Linked DNA regions of Homo sapiens: region 2 is linked to region 1. Evidence: chromatin contacts called from ENCODE Hi-C data. All regions are on one chromosome and are shown on one strand. The core of a region is the stretch at or near the end of the contact, and the rest is flanking DNA. Distances in the headings are between cores, read along the strand shown. Region 1 holds the start of ZNF280D (zinc finger protein 280D). Region 2 holds the start of TEX9 (testis expressed 9).

What was found. A loop is a pair of places that touch in the nucleus more often than their neighbours do. Pooled maps may share reads with other maps.
Region 2: a map with no recorded cell type shows a loop between it and region 1 (4-fold over the local background). The contact joins the promoter of TEX9 here to the promoter of ZNF280D in region 1. A Hi-C loop is called at or near these places in 9 of 37 single-sample maps with no recorded cell type and 7 of 50 pooled maps.

The regions. Positions count from the first base shown.
Region 1 is chr15:56,732,237-56,734,772 of GRCh38, forward strand. ZNF280D (zinc finger protein 280D) reads right to left here and starts at 1,273. Exons shown (of 22, transcript NM_017661.4): 1 at 1,222-1,273. RefSeq lists a silencer at 1,023-1,292.
Region 2 is chr15:56,364,151-56,366,686 of GRCh38, forward strand. TEX9 (testis expressed 9) reads left to right here and starts at 1,276. Exons shown (of 12, transcript NM_001395496.1): 1 at 1,276-1,327; 2 at 1,429-1,520. The coding sequence starts at 1,301. RefSeq lists enhancers at 740-919, 930-979, 1,520-1,569.

The sequences.
Region 1 (2,536 bases), core at 23-2,522:
CTGCAAAATGATTCCAGCAACCCAGACCACTTCAAAAGGGGCTAAGAGATACAAATCAGGGGTTATCAATGAAAGGCACAAAAGCAAGACACAATTACAACAGTATTTGTAGTGATGTTAAAACATCAGAGGCACACAGCCCTAACAATGGTATAAGCAAACCAGTGCCTTCCCTGGTTAAGTTTCTGCGTGGAGACAGCTGGAGTTGGCACAGCAGTCCCCCAAAGCAGGACACCTTACAGATGCTAAGAGGCAGCTTTTGTGCTTTAAAACTGTCCTTCTAGCGTTCCATTTTATGTTTCATGGCACTAAAAAAGACAAATTCTGTCCAAACCTGAAAATAAAGCCAAATATTTAAGATGACAGATTTTTTTTTTTTTAACAAATCTTCGCAAACAAAGGCCTTTGGCCAAAGGTCTCCCGTGCTTGCAGAAGCGGGTTCACCTTGACGTTTTTCCTCTCCAGCAGATTTCTCCTTAAAAGCGTTAAAACTTGCGATAAGTTGGGAGGAATTCCTTCCATCGCTGGAGCAGGCTAAAACCTCAGAGTGAGATCATTCTTTCCGTCTCAGTAAGTGAACCTTGCAAAGCTCAGAAAATTTTGTCTCCAACTCCACGTTTCTCCTCAGGGCCCTTCTTCTGTAGACAATAACGGGAATTCTATGGCAGAGGAGGGGAGGTCTCTTTGACAAAAATGAGGGTGCAAACGTGGAACGACCGGTCATCTGGGCAAAATGAGGGGCCCTGTGCCTGCAAATCCCGAATCCCCTTTGGTCTCCTTTCCTACGACTGAAGAGACACGGGGGTGGGCTGTGGTGTGAGGACCATGGGTCTTGGCCAAACATCGGCACAAAATGTACCAAAGGGAGTTGCCTCCAGAGAGAAAAGCCAAAACCAGGCTGGGGACAAACAGGCGCACACGCCTGGGAGAGGAGGTGGCGGAGGAGCAGAAGGCGAAGGCCTGCGCGGCCCAGGCCTGCAGCAGCCGAGGCGGCTGCCGCGTCGCGCCGGGATACCTCCTCCCCCGCCTGGGCCGACGCAAGATGGCGGTCCGGCCGCCGCCGCGCAGCCGGTCTCCTCCCCCGCGCTCTGGGCGCTCCCGACGACCCGCGCCGGCCTCAAGACCCCCAGTCCAGCGCCCCCGGAGTGAGGCGGCGCAGGCCGCGCGGGAGGGCCTCTGCCTGCTGCAGCGCAGGGCGGGCGGGGGCGGGGGGGCGCTTACCGTGAGCGGAGCGGATCGGCCTGACTGGAGCCCTGAGGAGGAGGAGAAAGAGGAGGAGGAAAAGGAGGAGCACGAAAAACTACACTGCGGCGACGGCGGCGGCTCCCATTGCGGAGCTGGCAGCCGAGCCGTGGAAAGGGGGGGGCTCTCGTGCAGCCGGCGCGCTGCCTCATGGGTAGGCTCCGGGTCAGCCTCCCCGTGTCCGAGCTCCCTGTCTTCTCGCCGACGCGGGAGGCGGGCACCGGCATGTGCGCCGCGTCGCGGGCCCTCGAAGACCCACGCGCCCCGCCACGCGCCGGTCCGGGGCGAGGGCCAGGGCCCTGCCTCCATGTGGGTGCGAGCTGCTGGCTGGTGTGGCCGGGAGGCAGCCCCAAAATCCGGACTGCTCGGAATTTGCAGGCGAGGAGCCGTGCGTTCCGGGCCCTCCGCGTGTGTAACGACCCCCAGTCCGTTGGCTTGGAAAGTGAAAAGGTCATGGGATACAGCCGCCGTTCGAAAGAAGCAAGGGGCCTGTGGGTCGAAGACTAAACCAGGAGAGAAAAAGGAATCGTCCGTTTCTTTAAATAACGAGCTGATTTTACCAAGTCTGTTTTAAATGTGTGGTTTTGCTTGCGTTCCCTGTCGAGGTCAAATACGAAGAGACGAATCTGTACATTTAGCGTTTTATTTGGGACACAGGAATTGCAAGTTCAGGTTATTTACACATACAGGGTGGTCTTCAGTATGTCAGAAGAACAAAGAGGAGTTAGGGGGTTTTATTTTTTAAAAAAAGTTATCTATTGTTTTTCTAGAAAGTTCGTTGACATTTAGTAAAGTTTTGGGTAGCTGGTTAGTTCTGACTGGTGAGGGAAGGGGCTTGGTAAAGCTTGCCCTACAGCTGCAGCAGGTTCTTTGAGAAGCTAAAACCTGAAGATAAAACCTGTTTCAGGTTACAGCAGGCGGTTTCAGCAGCCAGGCTTGCTGAGAATTCCATTCTTAGAGCAATGTTATGTGCCCTGAGGGCTTCCCCCAGCACTGGCTTCTCCATTCTTTTAGTTGGCTATGACAAGAGTGACCCAATTAGAATGATTAACTTGCACACTCTAATTCCTAACTCTGCCATCTGCATATTAACCTGTAATAGCATTTTTTAAAGTTTGACAACGAGAAGTATAAGAAATTTACAAGAAGAACACTTGCCAAGATACTGCTTGCGTAAATACTTGCTAAAGGTTGTATTCTGATCTGTAAGGAAAGTTTCCTAAACTGATTGTCTTCTCAAGAGCAATGGCATTACTGGTGCAGCTTGTGAGTGACCAAGACTTGAAATCTTGCC
Region 2 (2,536 bases), core at 26-2,525, 370 kb before region 1:
CTTTTTTTTGTTTTTTTCTTGAGATGGAATTTCGCTCTTGTTGACCAGGTTGGAGCGCAATGGTGCAATCTCAGCTCACCGCAACCTCTGCCTCCCAGGTTCAAGCGATTCTCCTGCTTCAGCCTCCCCAGTAGCTGGGATTACAGGCATGAGCCACCACACCCGGCTAATTTTTTTTTTTTAGGAGTGGCGGGGTTTCTCCATATTGGTCAGGCTGGTCTTGAACTCCCAACCTCAGGTGATCCACCCGCCTTGGCCTCCCAAAGTGCTTGGATTACAGGCATGAGCCTCTGTGCCCAGCCTCTTTTTTCTTTTCTTTTTTTTTTTTTTTGCTACTGCTTTTGGTGTCATATCTAAGAATCCATCAAGGATTCTCAGAATTGTAATTCAAGGTCATAAAGATTTACACCAACAGTTTCTTTGAAGAGCTTTAGAGTTTTAGCTCCTAAGTTTAGGTCTTTGATACATTTTAATTTTTGTATATGGTGTGAAGTTAAGGGTCTAATTGCATTTGGATATCCAGTTGTCTCCCCATCTGTTGAAGACAATTATTTTCCCATTGAATGGTCTTGCACCCTTTCTAAAGATCAGATGACCATACATCATATCACGGTTTATTTTTGGATGTCAATTTTATTCCAAAACAATTGAAATTGTTAACCGCTTACGTGTTTCAGGCATGATCCTAAGCACGAATTCATTTGCTTCTCATAATAACTGTGAAGTGGGCACTATTCTCACTTCCATTTGACAAATGAAGTGGCCGATATACAGAGTGATTTGCCCAAGGCCATATAACTGGTAAGTGGCAGTGCCAGGATAATAATTTAGGTTGACTAACTTGAGAGCCTGAGTCTTAGCCATGCATGCTGTAAACAAAAATTAGAAATCAAAACTTCTGAATTCCACTGAAGAGCTCACTTTAAGCAAACGGGGTGAAGGTCGGATTAGCCACTAACGGTTTGAAAAGCACAACAGGGAGGGATTGCCTCACCAGCTTGCTTTCTATAGAGTAGCGGCAAAGGACCTGCCTGTTTTGGCTGAAACTCTTTCAACCCCCACAAGTTGAGAATTTGCACTAACTAAGTCGAATTTGCAGTTAGGAAGCCTTCCTGGGTTCCTGGGACAGCGCCGAGTGCTGCGAGCAAAGGCCGAGCCCGCTGCCAGAGGCTCGCGCCGCTCGCAGCACAGAACCTGAGAGTGGGAAGGCGTAGGCGCCCGGGCGGGAGGCAACCGGGATGTGGAAACTCTCGCGGGAAGATGCGTCGTTGCCTCGGTAACCGCGTCGCAGTCGCCGAAGATGGCGGGGCGAAGTCTGTGTCTCACGGTCAGTTCAACTCCAGGCTCCTGGGGAGCGTCTGGGTTCCGGCGACTAGGACGCCTAACTTCCTTTAACTTCGGGTCTGAAAGTCTGTGGCTCTTTTACAGAGAAGCAGCGTTCCAGGGACTCCGTTCCCGCCACCCGTTCAGCAACCCTCTACACCTGGACCCGACCTCCTCGCCTTGGAGGAAGAATATAAGTAAGAAATTCGGCGGTTGAACTTTTCCTTCTTTCTTTCATCTGAATGAGGCTGCTTACAAGTACTTTTTTCTGGAGACTGGCTGGATCTTCGGGACCACTCACTCTGCAGCATTCCCTTCTCGTCATCTCGTTCACCTGCCGTTTATCCTTTCTTTGTCTTTGATCTGAGTAGTTCGCCTGCGTATTAGAAGATATTTGAAGTGGGCGAAAATTTAGCCCAAGTAAGCATGTTGTTTAATTTAAAACGTAGCCCAAGTAAACAGCAAGATACTGTTGGAAGTTATTTGGGTAGCAGGAATTGCCACGAATAGTTAGTTCACTTGATAGTTTAGGTTATTTCGCTTAATATCAAGTTCATAGAGTTTACCTTGTGTAAATTTCCTTTAGGTTGGTTTCTAAATTGAAAGGATGCTTCCCACTGCAATCAGAATTACCATTCTCGTTCAAATATTCCTTTTCTTATCTGTTCTCAGTGTAATTACAACTATCCTGACAACGGTGCTTTCATTCTTGGCCCATTCTACTCCTCATCCCCAAGTTTTCACACAGCAGCCAGTGTAATCTTTTAATTTGATCTACCATGCCTTTGCTTAAAATTCTACAGTAGTTTCCTGTTGCATTTCAAAAGCTCTGATCGATGTGGCTCCTCCTGCCTCCTCTATTTGATCTTATTCCCTCTTCCCCTTTTCCCCCTAAAACTCTCCAGCTTCACTGGCCTTTTAGTTCCAAAAACTCTTCCAGGTTTTCTTTCTATCTCAGGAAAGAGACAGTCACACACGCCTTCAACCTGTAATGTGAGTGGCCTTCCTTGACCATGCTAAGTAGGCTCCCTTGTTGGTCTTTTTCATTGTCTCAGTGATTTTTCTTTCTAATTAGCATAATTTGTTACAATAAATTCATTTGTGAATTTCCTTTTTGTCTGTCTCCACTGGACTGTAAGTTCCAAGGGCAGAGGCGATGTCTGTTTTATTTGCCATCATACATACCCTTATAAAAAAGTGCCTTTTAACAACT